Regions from separate parts of the Homo sapiens genome. Here region 2 is linked to region 1. Evidence: chromatin loops called from intact Hi-C (ENCODE). Cell type or tissue: HCT116. All regions are shown on one strand. Each heading gives the region's core, and the rest is flanking DNA. Links, peaks and the distances in the headings are about the cores only. Region 1 holds the start of LOC107986464 (a long non-coding RNA gene). Region 2 overlaps SAP30L (SAP30 like).

Region 1 (8,332 bases), core at 242-8,241:
GCTCTGTGAGGTCATGGTGCAAGGCAACTGTTTAACTTCGAGTTTCTCACACTTACTTGACAGCTTCATTTTTCTTTAATAAAACCTATTTAACATCTCAAGAAACTAGTGTTCCAGTGGTCACAATCAGAAAATGGGAGGGAGCTGGCTTTTCAGACATTTTAGCTCTAAAGGAGGTAATTTATGATGATCTGGGAAGCCTTCCCTTCCTTCTTTTCCTCAGCTATCCTTCTGCCAGAAAAAATAAATAAATAAATAATGAAATAAAAATAAACCTATACTTTATAGGAATTACAGCCTTAAAGTAAAAGGACAAAATTACAATGGCAGATTTTGAGGCTCTGGCCAGCGACATGGGAAGGCAGAAGAACAGGGCCGTGAAATCTTTGTCCTCTGTCATTTACTGAAGATCTAACCTTCAGCAAGTTTCTTAACTTTTCTGGGCCCTAGGTCCCTGTTCTGTGAACGGATCAAATGAATTACTAAGTAACAAGTGCTTAGACCAGCACCTGAAAGATTCATAGCATCCAAATAAACTTCCATATTGTTAATGGCCTTTATTATCTGAAAAGATGTGAATTTAGTGATTTTTCCACGCACATGGTAACTTGAGGATCTCATGACTTAGTAATACAGTCCTTTATGTACATAATTGTGGAGCAAAATGGACAAAGGACAGAAGAGAGACAGTAGGCACTAGGAAAGTTTACAAAGGGAAGGACTCGTGTGTGCCTCAGGTTCACTGGGAGTGGGAAGGTTAGCTGGGTCAAGCATGAGCAGAGAGGAAAGTAAGTGCAGTCCTAGGGCAGGAAAAGCATCAGTCAGCAAAGGCCTGCAGGTGCCAATGAGCACAGCCCAAGCCTAATTAACTCTGCTCCATGTGAGCAGAGAGTTTGTTCCAAGAAGATTGCTGTTGACAAGACACCAAACCAACCACTGGGAGTTGGCGGCTTTGTTGATGTTTGGCTGAGGAATAGAGTCATCTCCAGGTCCTGGAGATAACGAGAAGTGACAGACGATCTGTTGAGCAGAATGGAGCATTTGCTTCCCCAGCTTGCAACATTTGCTTCCCTGCTGTATCTGTGAGGGCCCCTCCTCAAAGTCCCTCCAAGGCTGGGTTGGTTGAGAACCATGTCTTTGCAAGAAAAAGAAACCTACTGAGGCCCGTTCAAGAGTCAGAGTTTCTTGGGAAGATTTGGGGGTGTCTTGGAGAAGGCAAAAGCAAGAAGGTCAGCTGGGCCTTGGGAAAAACTGGAAAAACACCTAGTGCCAGGGCAGGCGCTCTGTCTCTGTCTCTCTGACTTTTTCTCTTTCATTATCTCTTTCTCTCTGAATCAATCTGGATTCTCTATTCCAGTCTCTCTCTCCCTGTGTGTCTGAGCTTATATTTCTTTGTCTCTCTCCATCTCTTTGTGAATGTGTTTTCCCTTTTTGCCTCCTCCCCCCATCTTTACTCAGTCTCTTGCTTCCTGTGTGTCTCTCTCTTCCTCCTCTCTTGTGTGTGTGTATCTGTGTTTCTGTGTGTCTCGCTCGGTGTCTTTCTCTCTGTTTCCCTGTCTCTGTGTGTGTGTCTCTGTGTCTTTCTCCCTGTTGAATGTATGTGATTTTCTCCCTGTCTCTCCCCATCTCCTCTCTCCATCCTCACCCTTTCTGTCACCACCTCAACCCTCGAGGTGGTGAGAGAAAGAAAATTACCACCTCAACCCTGGAGTCTACTTGACCTCTTAGTTCCAACGCCCAGTGATAACTCCCTTTCAAGATGACCATTCCTGGTCTAACAGTTTCAGCCAAGGAGAGTCACCAAGATAGCTTCAGGGGTCCATTCCTTCATCTAAGAAGGGGTCTGGGATGGACACTCACCCTAAAGTGTGGCTCCTACAGCAGGACAGAACTGCATGGTGAAAAGAGTACTCAATTCGAAGTCAGGTGATTGGGTCTCCTATTAGCACTGTGTGGTCTGAGGCCAGGAACTACCCTGCTGTGTCTAAAATATTCCAGCTAGAAAATGAGGAATTGGATAAGGTACCCTGTTACAAATACTTCTAGCCCCCCAAATTCTATGATATTCTACTTACAAAACAGGTATAGAGGCCAGGCGCAGTAGCTCATGCCTGTAATCCCAGCACTTCGGAAGGCCAAGGAAGGAGGGCAAATCACCTGAGGTCAGGAGTTCAAGACCAGCCTGGCCAACATGGCAAAACCCTATCTCTACTAAAAATACAAAAATTAGCCAAGCGTGGTGGCAGGCGCCTGTAATCCCAGCTACTCGGGAGGCTGAGGCAAGAGAATTGCTTGAACGCGGGAGGTGGAGGTTGCAGTAAACTGAGATTGCACCATTGCACTCCAGCCTGGGTGACAGAGAGAGACTCTGTCTCAAAAAAAAAAAAAAAAACATAGAGACTAGGAAAAACAGAGAACGTGGAAAATGGCAAGGAAGCAGAACATTTAAAAAAGAGAAAATCATGTCCTGTAAGCAAGAGTTGGTAAGAACTGTCTCTAGAGCAAGGGGCTGTTATTCCTGAGATGCCAGAGAAGGGGATCTGTGGTTCCTGAAGTTCAACGTGCCTCATCTGCAGAGGCTGTTTTAGGTGCAGATTCCCAGGTCCATCCCAGACGGTCTGATTCAGTAAGTCACCCCCAGTGACTCTGGTGCAAGGGGTCTCAGAACCACCCTTGAGAAATGCTGAGTGAGACTTTTCAAAGGATTAGAGCTGCCTTACTAGGAACTGGGCTTTCTGTGGAGGGCAGTCTTCTCCCTGCCTTTGAGGGCACACAAGAAAGGCAGGGCTACCCTTCTCATTCTCTATTTCTCTAGCACTCTGAAGTTCTAACAGAAACAAGACTGCACTGGGAGCTGAAGATCCAAGTGGGGAAAGGTTTCAATGTCTACCTCTTTCTCTGGGCTTCACTCTTTAAACTAGAGGCCATACACATCAGAGAAATGCAAATCAAAACCACAATGAGATACCATCTCACACCCGTTAGAATGGCAATCATTAAAAAGTCAGGAAACAACAGGTGCTGGAGAGGATGTGGAGAAATAGGAACACTTTTACACTGTTGGTGGGACTGTAAACTAGTTCAACCATTGTGGAAGTCAGTGTGGTGATTCCTCAGGGATCTAGAACTAGAAATACCATTTGACCCAGCCATCCCATTACTGGGTATATACCCAAAGGATTATAAATCATGCTGCTATAAAGACACATGCACACGTATGTTTATTGCGGCACTATTCACAATAGCAAAGACTCGGAACCAACCCAAATGTCCAACAACGATAGACTGGATTAATGTGGCACACATACACCATGGAATACTATGCAGCCATAAAAAAAGATGAGTTCATGTCCTTTGTAGGGACATGGATGAAGCTGGAAACCATCATTCTCAGCAAACTATCACAAGGACAAAAAACCAAACACCGCATGTTCTCACTCATAGGTGGGAACTGAACAATGAGAACACATGGACACAGGAAGGGGAACATCACACATTGGGGCCTGTTGTGGGGTGGAGGGAGGGGGGAGGGATAGCATTAGGAGATATACCTAATGTTAAATGACGAGTTAATGGGTGCAGCACACCAACATGGCACATGTATATATATGTAACCAACCTGCATGTTGTGCACATGTACCCTAAAACTTAAAGTATAATAAAAATATACACATATTAAAAAATAAATAAATAAATAAATAAATAAACTAGAGGCCATACATCTTATCTCCAGAGAAGAGAAGGGAGGATACAAGAGTCAATTAATCCTCCTGTGCCTCTTCCATTACAGCTGAGCTTTTAAAGACTGGACTCTGGGTCAGTGGGAATGCCTCCGAGATACGTTCTGGGCTGAAAAATAAAGTACTACCCTCTCATTGAAGCCTTCAAATTCCTCCAGCTTCCATGCATCTCCCTCCTCTGAGGATCCATAGCACCTGGGCTAAGTTGGTACCAATCAGCACCTGGGGTTTTATGTGGCTTGAGAAGAACCCAGACATATCTGAATTTCTATTTTAACAGGGGACTCAAGAATTCACAAAGCACCTTCACACCAACCATCCATTTAATCTCAGTAATCTCATGGAGCTGATTGTGTACCTGATGGAAAGACTGAGGATCCAAGAGGCTGGGCTGGAAAAAGGGCAGAGCTGGAGGAGAATGTAGGCCTCTGCCTCCCTCTTCCTTCCATGTCCTCATTCCATTTCCTCCAGGAAAGCTGTGGCTTGGAGAGATGGGCGGGTGGGAGGGGAGCACTCCACCTCATGAGGGCTGGAGCTGGGACCAGGAGGGAGTGGGTTGTTGTGGTAGCAAGTGGATGGAGCAGTGTGCTTGTTAGGCTGATGGCCCTGTCTCAGAAGCAAGGGGAAGAGGTAATCAGCTGGGATAGAAAGCTGGGAGAAAGAGGAGGCAGCAAGACAGAGTGGGGGACAGTATGGATTTGGGTGTCAGGAAACCTGGAACCTACATGTGTGACCTGAAGCAAGACTCTACTTCTCCACAGGTGAAGGTTGCCTCAGTTTCTGCACCTGTACATTGAGGAGGTTACATTCACTGTTCTCCAATGTACCTTCCTCCTCTAACACTTGGGCTTGTCCATCACTGGCTGCCTCCCTGACTCTCTACCGAGCCACTATCAGCAGAAGGCTGAATAACATGCGCCAATATGACCCAAAGACCACAGAAATTCCCTAGACTTTTAGGATAACTCTGTTGCTGTCCTATTCCACTTCCCACCCACCACAGCCAGAAAGTTTCCTAGAAGCCTCAAAATTCTCAGGTCACACTGGATGGCAGGCAATGCTGCAAAAAGCTACAGTGACAAAAACTGACCAGAAGATGGAGCCAAATGCCCTGGAATCCGAAACAGTTTTATTTGTCGAATTTTTAATTCTAGGGCTACAGAGCAGAAACTAAAGCCACAAAGGCAGTAAGAGATGTACTCAAGGTCCCCCATCTGCTCAGGGGCAGGGCTGGGAACCACGCCAATCTCTGCGGTCCCACACGTAATTCTACAGTGTCTGTTTCAAAGGTATAGGTGGTTCTCTAGAGAGACCCAAAGTTTTCTTCTAGACAGAGGTTCCAGACTCAAGGTCAGAAAACTCAGGCTGCTTAGGGCAGTGGAAGGAGCACTGTGCTGGGAGTCAAGGGACCCTGGTCTGAGTCTGACCCTGCTCTGATTCCCTGTGTGACACTGAGCACTCTCTCCACCCACCCTGGGGTGACATCAGCCCTTTGGCCAGAGCTTGTCCTATGCCTCACCACTCAGTTCACTTCTGCCCTGGGATTTAGCAGCTCTGGGGCCCAACCCAGCTCTCCTATGACTCCTGACATGACCTCTGGCAAGTTCCTTCACCCTCCAGGACTCAGTTTCCCTGTGTGCTCTCAGAGTACTGGGTCCAAGACCACAGTCTGATGCCTTTTACCAGCACTCCTGCCAGCTCCTTGTCACTGCTGCTGCTGTCCGTCTCACTGCCTTTGTCCTCCTGCCAGGGAGACATCATGTCCACATGAGGGTCCTGGGGCTAGGCTAGGTCCTCCCACCATATCTGGAGCCCCCACTGCATTCAGAGGACCTCCCCCTTCCCCAGACCCAGCTAGGTATGGAACATGCACAGGGCACTAAACAGGAAAACAAGTTATTATAGGGAGCTACGCTGAGAAGCAATGACAGAGAAGTATGACCTGGGACAGTGAAGGAAACATGGCACTGGGGAAACAGATACTTTAGTCCAAATTCCGACAGTAGCTTTTAGAAGCCTACGGCCTTAACCTAATTCACCCTAAAATATAAACAGCTGCTATCAGATACTTTCCAGAGAGCGTGATAAAGGTAGAAGGAGGGAGAGGGCCCCAGGCATTGAGGAGCTGAAAGGAGAGGATAGAGGAGAAAGAAGCAACCAGAGAAAATCTGTGGGAGTGGAAGGGGAAAACTAACTTTTCCTACCTTAGGACATCTCCAAAGCTGCTCCAACCAGAAGGCAACGACACAGGTTAAAGAGATGTTTCCTTGGAAGATACATGTCCAGAGAGAAAGGAGAATGTTTTCTGGGAATACCACTTCTTAGACACCGGACTTAGACAAATGACTCTTTGATGGAGCGGGAACTCTTTCCCCAACTCTGCTCGGAATCAGCAGCCAAGTTCCTCAGCTCTGGAGAAAGGAACAGTGGCCATAAAGTCACCACTGCCCTATGAAGCCACAGTCCCTTTTCCCAGGCCTCTCAGCCCAACTTGTTAATTTCTATAGGTGGGTTTTGAATCCATCCATATAGCTATTTAATGTTGATTGGTTTATTCATGAAGCACCAAAGTCACTTCAGATGGCCAATAGCACTGTTCCTGGGTCCTCTTATCCCTGAGCAAAGCCAGCTTCTCCTCTTCCCAGGACACCTACTTACTAGGATCAGCCCGACCTGGGCAGCGCAGTCACTCCAGCAAGACATCCATACGGGCTGGTGGCTATGACCAATAAGCCTCACCTCCTGACTGTTCTGACCCAGTAGGGGTCCAGGAGACTCACCACCTTCTCCACCTCTGCTGCTCCTCACGGAGGTTACTCTGCAGCTTCCCCTTCTCTTTCCGCGGCGTCTTCTTGTAATCATCTTTGCCAAACCCTGGAGGGGATGATGGAGAGAAAACAGATTCAGGTGAGAGGCTGGCTTAACAACACAACCTGCAGTGATCAGGATCTGCTTCCTCTTTATCCACCTCCCATCCTCCCTCTCCTCACTCTTATAAGTGTATCAGGTTTTTTCAGCTTTCTTAAAACACTTTCACATCTATTATATTATTCAATTAGAGCCTCATTGCCACTTTCCAAGGTGGGCAGGGAAGGGATTAGGAACCCATTTTACAGAAGAAGAAACTGAGGTCCACAGAAGGAGGGAGACATTTCTAAAATGATACAAGAAAACTGTTGCCATGGGACTAGAACCTCAGACTCCTTCCTCCCAGTCCTGCCAAGTAGGGCAGGACTATGAATGAGGGAAACATCCCAGCTCACACATCAACATTGACTGGTGGTGCTATAGTTAAGAACACCCCAGGAAAGACCCGGAGCCCCTGCTAAGCACTGCACAGCCTGGGGTCAGCCTTTGGGGTTCCTGTGGGCTATCAGAATGGGTATGCGGTCACCTGATATAATGTAATGACACAAGCGTAACCAGATGATGCATGTACATATGACATGCATGAGCTAGTGCATCTGAAATTCAACAATTTACAGATGTAAGTTCCCCAGTGGCCATTTATTTCTGCTCATAGTTCGCATGGCCTCTGACCCCAGTATTGTTTATCTGTAGTTCCAGACTACCTGACAGACAACATTTTCTGTAGATCCTAATCCAGATTTCTGGCAACTCTGGAGATAGTTTCCTGCTGATAAGCCCCCTTCTTCCACTGCACCCCAAGTCACAGCCCCCTGAAGAACATGCCTAGGATACAGAGAAAACAATCTCATATAAGCAGGAACACAGAAACTCACACCTTAGGACAGAATTCGTCTCAACTGAGATGTATTGCTTCTGTGTACATCAACCTGAGAACAAAGAATAATAGCAGCTGACATCTTCCTGGGACATTCTGATACAGACAGCTGGTTTATGAACATTATCTTACCTGAGGAGCACTCAGCCCTATGAGATAAACATTGTTAGCCCATTTGATAAATGAAGAAATGGAGGCTCATAGGGGTTAGAGGAATTTCCCAAGCACTCACAGGGAGTCAGCGGCCACACAGAGTTCTTCAGATATCTCCCGACAAAAGACAGAGTTGGGTCAGGCCCAAGGTGGGGTACAGAATCAGGCCCCTTTGAAGCTGCATATACCTCCTTGTTCTCCTATCTTATGTCTCCCTCATCAAGGCCTTGGCCTCAAAGAGCCCACAAGCCTGAAGGGCTCCCCTCCATAGGGAAGGCTTCACCATGGTGCTCCGCACACAGACCCCCCCACAGGGAGGGTGTCTCCAGCCCGGGGAGCACAGGTTCCGGGGACCCACAGCCCTGATACCTTGTTTCAGAGGAGGGATGACAACCATCTAGAGTCTACACCTCTATTCTTCATAAATCCACCCAGCCCTGAACTCCACAAGCACAGCTGTGCTGGATGAGCAAGTGTGTTCCTTCTCAGCCTGGATTGTTTTATTCTTTCCTAAGAATGCCGACACCTCCCCGCTGCCACCTTCAACAGAAAACTTGCCCAGAGCAGAGAGCACAGGGCATTAAAAATGGGACTGCAGATGGTGAGGACTGGAAGAACAGTTATATAAGGGAAAACTGAGGCCCAAGGAGGCAGGGAGGTGCTCAAAATCTGTTAGGGAGTTGGAGAACTCAGG
Region 2 (8,332 bases), core at 124-8,123, 490 kb after region 1:
TTTTAAATTAAATATATATAAATGGTTGTATATAGAATATACTCTGGACTGTGAGGGCATCCTATTTTGGTATGCCTCCTGGCTGTGGATGGCATGTCCAGTGCTCTGTGAGTGTTTTCAGTCATTCACATTCACTATGTGTTTAGAGATTCTCTCCCTGCTTACAGCTGAAGGATGTTGATACAGGCATCAAGAAGGCTGAGGGGCAGATGGGGCCTGCAGGTTAAGGCATTGTTAACTTGCTCCATGGAAATGTCCATATCTTAATGAGTAAAAAAGTGTATTTTTCTGATACGTAAACCAGAATTGTGGGCGTGTAGGTCACATCACTATTTCTTTAGCAGCAAATCTGTTTTCCCAGTTGAGAGAGACAATAGCTTCTGCACAAGAATATATGATGGTAGGATCCATCTGTTCAATTGTGTCTGAAAGAATCTTTATTCCAAAGCGAAACCTGGGGAAATGTTTTACCTTCAGCCAGATGCTGTGTGTGTACTTGGGTCCCTTGTCTTTCCTCTAAGGAGAGGTGCTTGTGGAAAGTGGAGGTTGTGGGCATCTTTTCAACCTTTTCAATCTGACCTTTCAACAGGTCAGGTGAGAGAAAAGACAAAGCTATTTGAACCTATGTTTTTCTTATGTCCAGAAATCTGTTCTTTCATCAAACCACTAAACCACTCGCCTTAGCCTCTTCTGCAGTTTCTGGTGGCTCTATCTGTGGGCAAGGGACTCCTGCCTGTGAGAAGTGGCCAGGCCCTCCAGAGCAACGGGGTCTGGCTTCAGGGAGCAGTGGGGTGTGGGGAAAGCAATGTTCATCTTGGCTGCTCCATTTTTATACCATCCATCAAGGACTCTTGCGCTTCTCTCCACCTGTGACGTAGCAGCATTGCCTTCTTTCCTCTTGGTGCTTCTGGGCAAAACTGGAATTTGAAATCCAGAACTGGCGTTGTCTTCTTAAAGAGTATGGTTCCTGCCTCAGTTCCAGCCTGGTATGGTTCTTTGATATGCCCTGAAGGTTCTCACATGGAAACATCAGTATCCTGCCATTCATGTTGTTTTAAGATGTTTTAAAAACCAATGGACAAACTTCTTGCTTCAAGGAACAAACTCTTAGGTTGGCAACAGCATATAAAAAAAAAGATCACAGCTGAATCTCATGAAAGATTAAAAACCAAAGGATTCAAGACCGGTGTTGTAAAATGAAGAGGAATTTTACTTACATGTTACAGCTGCCAAGTTTTTAGATGTTCCTGTCATAGCTAAATAGTCACTGCTAGCCTTTCAGAGAACAGATAGTAACAATTGTTTGCAGCTGCAGTGTTGCATCTAATTTTGGTGTTTAGGCTTTTTATTTTGTGGGAAGCTTTTTGTTAATATCCTGCAGGGCAACTGCCTGTTGGGAGGGAGAGGATGGAAGAAGGAGCTTACTCTGGGGGCCTTGCCTATTGAGGGAGGCTGTTGCCCAGAGCAGTTGCTTCATGGAAGTCATCCAAAGGCGCTCTCAGTCATTACAATGACAGGATCTCAAAGTTGGGAAAGGGCTGTTAAGTCATCCAGTCTAGTCTCCACATAGGTGCTGACATTCTGCCTACAACCATCCCACCAAGGGGTTGAGCAGTCTGGACTTAAACACCTCCGAGGACAGAGAACCCACTACCTCGTGGAGAAGCCTGTTCTTTGTAAACCTCTGGCTTTTCTATGTTCTCTGTAATTTCCATCTTAGTCTCTGCCCCATGGGGGCCACATGGGACAAGTTATTTTTGGCAAAGCACCTAATTGCTGGCACTGTCCCAAAGCATAGCGTTTGCCTTTTGGAAAGAAACAATGCTAGGACATGGACACTTTGGTACACTGTCCTTACCCCTGAGTATTAGTCCACTCAGTTCCTTGTTGGAGAATGTTGAGAAAACCCTACTGGCTGGCTTGTTTCTGCCAAAGCTTGGGGAGAGGAGAGGGGGATGAGAAGATGTTAGCAGCCTGCTAAACCTCAGACAGATGAGGACTCAGTTCTGTGCTTGCCCCACAAAAACGGATGCTCACATCATCAGGAAATTGTTCAGCTGGAGGATTTATAACTTCGTTGCTTTGCATGAAGTTTAAAGTTTTCATGGTTGCCCAGGGCTTGTACCTTAGATTCCTGTAAGGACTTTGCACTGTTTTTGCTGAGAAAACAACGCTTCAGGACTTAAGGTCTAAGCGTCAGAGAAGTGCCGTATTTTCAAGGTGGAAAGTCTGTTAAGCTTGCTGTTGTCCAATCATCCGTTTTTAGAGATGGGGAAACTAAAACTCAAAAAGATGTGCCTGAGGTCATATGGCATTATCAGAACCAACCTCTGGCCCTCTTGACCTGTCTAGCATTCTTTCTTTCTGACCTATAGGATGACTCTAATTCAGTCTAAATCGGCTGCCCTCAGATTCTTGAGAACTTAAAATTGAGCAGAAATTCCCAAGGCCAACCTAGCTCTCAGGGACCAACCTGCAGAACTCAAGATTGAGCGAAATGTTTAGGCCAGTTGAGTTTTGCAAAATGAGTGGTAAGGGAAAACAGATCTAGCCTGTTATTTAAAACCAGGGTTCAAAAGCCCTATTGGGAGAGGTAGTATTGTCCTAGCATTTAAATTCTCATGAAATGTGCTTGGTCTGTGATCTCTTGGTCAGATATCTGCCTTCCAGGCGATCCTTTGAGGTTGTGTAATTCAGCTGGCCCTGGCTCCTGGTCCCTGTTACTGAGCTGGGCAGTCGAACCGAAGGGCAGATGAGCTCAAGATCATGCCTTGGGAAGCATGGTGCTCTAGGGGTGCCTTTTTATTCCTTTCATTGTATTATAGACTGTTTCCAAGTTTATGGTTAGAAATGGTAAAGTGGGTCTGGTGTTTTGAGGTAGAACCCAGCCTAGGGCAAGATATGAACTGTTCTTGAGGTAGAAATGTCTACAGTCAGTTGTTTCATCTAGCTTGCATCTTAAAACACAAACCCTTCAGTTGCTTTCACTTAATGCACACATTTGCCAATGACAGAGGGTTATACAGGATCCTTCTTTTACATTTCTATTGTCTGCTACGCTCATCAGAGTATATTTTGGGGTACAAGGTTTTGGGGGTTTTTTTTCCCATTTTGTAACTGCCTTATTGAAAAGTAAGTGCCCTTCCATTCCAGGCCTCCTCATATTGTACTTGTTTCCTGCCAAATCTGGGGGATCATTTGTATTTTAACTTCGTAATCTATGGCTCTGTACTGTTGAAAGGCTCTCAATTCTGTGGGGTCTCCTTAGTATGTATGTGACTTTTCATGTTGCAATATCACACGATGGGATGGCCCGACTTTTGCTCTTAATAAATAATCTGAATGAGTAAGAGACCCTCTGTCTTCCCTTTGAATTTTTATATAGAATTCAGATGCTTTCACTTCCACATTTGGCCCCTGGCAGTGTATTACAGTGATTAATGACAGTGGTCTTTCCTCCCAGCTCCAAATACTAGCACCTACATCCCCAGTGCACACTGAGTTTAGATCCCAGAAGGTTAGGCCCAAGTTCCAGTACTGCTATCCCATTCACTCACCTGGAAAGAGACTGACTGGGTCCAACAGCCTGAGTCTGGAGCTCAACTTCCATGTAGTGTACTGGATGCACTGGGCAAATAGAGTTCTCTCTCTGGGTCTTCAGTTCTCCATCTAAATAAACTGTATGGAGGATTGATTGCACATTGAAATATCTGCAGAGGGTGAGCTGCAAACTGGAAAACTCAGGTCCCTTCTAAGGGCAGCCACTACTCAGCTCCCCGCTACTGTAGCCTTATGGGCACACCAGCCCTGTGTGACCGGGTCTTGCAATTTGACTGGAGAAGCTGGAAATTCAGATCTTCATGTAAACATCCCAATGTTTAAATGTCTCAAAGACATTTTTAACAGCGTGTGACCTGGAGTTTCTTCACCTACAGTAGAGTCTTGCTATTTAAAGTTGGTCCATCATCTGGGCACTTGTTGGAAATGCAGAATCTCCCAGCCCCTCCTGCTGGCCGTCTACTGAATCAGAATCTGCATAGTAGCAAATTCCCTAGGGATACTACAGCTTGAGAAGCCAGGGCAGTATGACTGCACGTTCCTGGTGGAGGTCCCTGAGGCTACCGGATGACGCCTCTCGCCTGTCCTCACAGTGCTAGAGAAGAGAAAGGCAAGCCTCAAGTTCAGGTCTCCCACTTCAAGCCTGTCTCTAGTGCCACTTTACCACAGCTTTGTCCTCAGCAGAATGAAAAGGGAGAAGTGCAATAAATATTTGTCTTTATCATATTAGTTACATAGAAGTAATACATCTTAGCTCTAAAATTTTAAGCCTTACAGAAATTTTAAAAGTGCAGATCCTTTCCTTCCCACATCCTTCTCCTCTCCCATTCCACTCCCCTGTAAGGAGTGTGGAGGGTGGCTTTTCATGAGATATTTGAGAGGACAGGAAGTCCTGGCTCTCACCAAGGAGCTCACAGAATTAGTGATGGATTGTTGCTGAAGGACACCATCATTTACAGGGTCCCTGAGTTGCTTTAGAAAGCAAAGGAAGTTCCAGTTTTCATACTGTGTTTCTTAGCATAAGTAGTTGCTTCCCCTCCTCTGCCATCCTCCCATTCTTTTTTTTCTTTTTTTTTTTTTTTTTTGAGACGGAGTCTCACTTTTTCACCTAGGCTGGAGTGCAGTGGCGCAGTCTCGGCTCACTGCAAGCTCCGCCTCCCGGGTTCATGCCATTCTCCTGCCTCAGCCTCCTGAGTAGCTGGGACTACAGGCGCCCACCACTGCTAATTTTTTGTATTTTTAGTAGAGACGGGGTTTCACCGTGTTAGCCAGGATGGTCTCGATCTCCTGACCTCGTGATCCACCCGTCTTGGCCTCCCAAAGTGCTAGGATTACAGGCGTGAGCCACCGCACTCGGCCTCTCCCATTCTTTTATACTGTGTCTAACCATGGGGGCCTGCCTGCTGTCCTCACACACTGAATGGCAAAGGGGTGCTTTGTCCCCACACTTTGAAAACTGGCTGACCCCCTGCTGCAGTAAACATCCCTTGATGATCCACAGATATCAATTTAATGGAAAGATGGAGATGAACCCACATGTTAATATGCTATTAGAACAGAAGTTTCACGAGGAACCCAACACCCTTTTATTTTCTTTTCAAAATAGAGCTTTAGGACATCGAATATCAGATCATCTGAGGTCCGGTGTTTTAATCCCAGCACTTTGGGAGGCCGAGGCGGGCGGATCACAAGGTCAAGAGATCAAGACCATCCTGGCCAACATGGTGAAACCCTGTCTCTACTAAAAATACAAAAATTAGCTGGGCATGGTAACACGCACCTGTAGTCCCAGCTACTCAGGAGGCTGAGGCAGGAGAATCGCTTGAACCCGGCGGAGGTTGCAGTGAACCAAGATCGTGCCACTGCACTCAGCCTGGCGACAGAGCAAGACTCCATCTCAAAAAGAAAAAAAGTGTGGCACTTGCCACCCCTTACCCCCATCAGAATCCCCTAAGCACTCTGTTGCAATGCCAATTCCTGGGCCCCCATTCCAGATCCTCAGAATGAAAAGCTCAGGGTCTAAGTCCCAGTAATAATGATTTTTAAAATTTCTCCAGGTAAGACTTAAGCTCAATAAAGTTGAGAAGCACCAATCTGGTCCAGAGGTTTCCCAATCCCAGCACAGAGATGAACAGCTTCAGTATCACCTGTTCAAATACTAGTTAAAAGTTCCCCTTGAGCTCTCTTTCATGAGAATTTTCTCAAGTGAAGCCCAGGAAACTATGTTTTTATAAAATCCTCTCGGATGCTGGGCGCGTTTTATAAAATCCTCTCGGATGCTATAATCGCAGCAATTTGGGAGGCCGAGGTGGGTGGATCACTCGAGGTCAAGAGTTCGAGACCAGCCTGGCCAACATGGCGAAACCTTGCCTCTACCATACAAAAACATTTAGCTGGGCATGGTGGCACATGCCTGTAATCCCAGCTACTAGGGAGGCTAAGACAGGAGAATCGCTTGAACCCAGGAGGCGGAGGTTGCAGTAAGCCAAGATTGCACCACTGCACTTCCAGCCTGGGCGACAGAGCAAGATTCTTATCTCAAAAAAAAAAAAAATCCTTTCAGAAATTTATCTGCACATCCAGGTTTAGGAACCACTGAGTCCAATCCCCTAAGGCCCTGGTCAAGAAAGTATTATAACTATGTTACGTTCAGCATCAAACAGCTCAGAAGTGGCAGAGTCTGAGCAAACAGAGTGGCTGACACTGTTGTCATTCAAATGGATGATCTTCAGTCTGCAGAAAACCAGAATGAAAATAACCCACCATTCCAGCCCAAGACCTGACACAGAGGAGGACACTATATTTATTTAGTACTGGGACTGAGTCTTCTGTGTACTCAACAGTTTTTTGTCTACAAAGATCTTCTATATTCAGGAATAATAATAGCTATCAAGTACAGAGTCCATGCCAGACAATGGCTAATAGTTTTATGTGCATTAATTCATTTAATCTCACTACAATCATACAAAGTAGGAACTATTATTAACTCCAATTTATAGAGATGTAAATACAGTCTCAGAAAAGCTGAGGAACTTGCCCCAGTAACAATGAGAGCCAAAGAGGTAAAGGCACTCCCAGGATGGATCCCCAAGGCTTGCCTCGCTCTAGGGATACTGCTGTCAACCCCACCGTCCAAGAACTCAGAATGCCAAGCTCTGAAGCAGCGCAGCTACAACAGTTACCCTTGTCCCAATCAACTGGATTTACTAAACTTTAATGAGGGATTTTGAGAAGTCACTAGGACTCTAGTTAAGAAATTTAATAGGGTTTAATGGAGGTTAACAAGGTACATCCAACCTTCTAGCCAGGTTTTAACTTACCAGAGCTGAACAGAGATTAACAAGCCCAGGAGGTGTAAAGGCACCTGCATGATTTAATGGGGTTAATGAAACTGTCAGAGGTTGGCTGAGAGGGAGAGAACTGGAGCATGCTGCTGTTAACAGTCGATCTGGTTGAGGTCAACAGACATTTATTAAACAGCTGAAGCCTGCCCTGTTCTGCCCTGGGCACCACAAGGGTAGCCAGTTAAGAAAGACCACAACTGATATGGCAACCATGGTTAGTCCTGGTTGGTGATTTTGGAGTAAATTTGACTCTCTTCTTTGTGCTTTCTTGGTATCATCTAAACTGGTTATAATGAACACAAATCATTTTCACCGTAACTGTAAAATAGCAAAGCATTTTTAAGTGCCTTCAAAGCACTTACTACCTGCTTGCATAGTTTACTTTACATATTCCCGAAACATATAGAAAGTAGTAAGAGAAGTAAAAGCAACAACAATAATACAACCTTAAATTTGAGCAGCACTTAAAGTGTTGTACAGCGCTGTCATCCATCACTTCTGTGAGTTTTTGTCACGCTATGAAACAGTGATATACAAAGTCACACTGGTAGTGGAGAAGACAGAGAAAATCTTCATCTTCCGCCTCCCGAATTGGTACTGTTTTTTCACTGAGCACTTACAATGTGACAGTCCCAATGGTAAGTAAGCACTGTACATGCCTTGATAACCCTATGAGATGAGTATTATTATTATCCCCATTTTATAGATGAAAAAATCGTTTAGAAGGGTGAAGTGGCTTGCCCAAGGTCACCAGGAAACGGTGGGGATGAGTCACACAGGTTCCAGCGTCCACTATGTCATGCTGCCTAATACTTGAGTAAGATAATATTTCGCAAGAGCATTGTTTAGAACAGTGAAGAACTGGAAACAGCCTATATATCAAATACTAGGAGACTGGTCTTGAAAGCATTATACATATGTCATAATTGTAAAATAATGTTTAATGACATAGAAAGATATGCATATCAGCTTAGAAATACTATATATGTAAACATATGTATACAGAGTATCTATATACAACTATATGGAATATGTATCTGTATAGATATATGTTTATATACATAGTATACATGTATATTTATACACACATATCTGTAACTATGACCATATATAATTTTTTTTCTTTGAGACAGGGTCTCACTTTGTCACCAGGTGATTGGAGTACAGTGGTGCGATCTTGGCTCACTGTGGCCTCAACCTCCCAGGCTGAAGTGATCCTCCTGCCTCAGTCCCCCAAGTAGCTGGGACTACAGGCGTGCACCACCACCATGCCTGGCTGATTTTTTTGGTATTTTTTGTAGAGATGGGGTTTTGCCATGTTGTTACCCAGGCTGGTCTCGAACTCCTGAGCTCAAGCAATCTGCCAGCCTTGTCCTCCCAAAGTGCTGGGATTATAGGCGTGAGCTACCATGCCCAACCCTGCTATGACC

The links. Peaks named below come from ENCODE experiments on the same cell type or tissue, not always from the same donor. Only the 100,000 strongest peaks of a DNase experiment are listed, where the experiment ranks them.
Region 2: it touches region 1 in a loop (5-fold over the local background); 12 of 110 quality-filtered maps call a loop at or near these places.

The regions. Positions count from the first base shown.
Region 1 is chr5:153,969,743-153,978,074 of GRCh38, forward strand. It overlaps LOC107986464 (a long non-coding RNA gene), which reads right to left and starts at 4,221. Exons shown (of 3, transcript XR_001742937.1): 1 at 4,099-4,221. It overlaps LOC107983980 (a long non-coding RNA gene), which reads right to left and starts at 7,447. Exons shown (of 3, transcript XR_001742534.1): 1 at 7,313-7,447; 2 at 6,521-6,614; 3 at 4,292-6,151. In HCT116, for the core only: a CTCF peak has its summit at 4,834 (motif pointing right); a DNase peak (open chromatin) is centred at 4,819; H3K27me3 peaks cover 268 bases.
Region 2 is chr5:154,457,700-154,466,031 of GRCh38, forward strand. It overlaps SAP30L (SAP30 like), which reads left to right. Exons shown (of 4, transcript NM_024632.6): 4 at 1-3,354. Among named protein-coding and RNA genes, the nearest start is that of SAP30L, 16 kb to the left of the region's middle. In HCT116, for the core only: a CTCF peak has its summit at 4,012 (motif pointing left); a DNase peak (open chromatin) is centred at 7,632.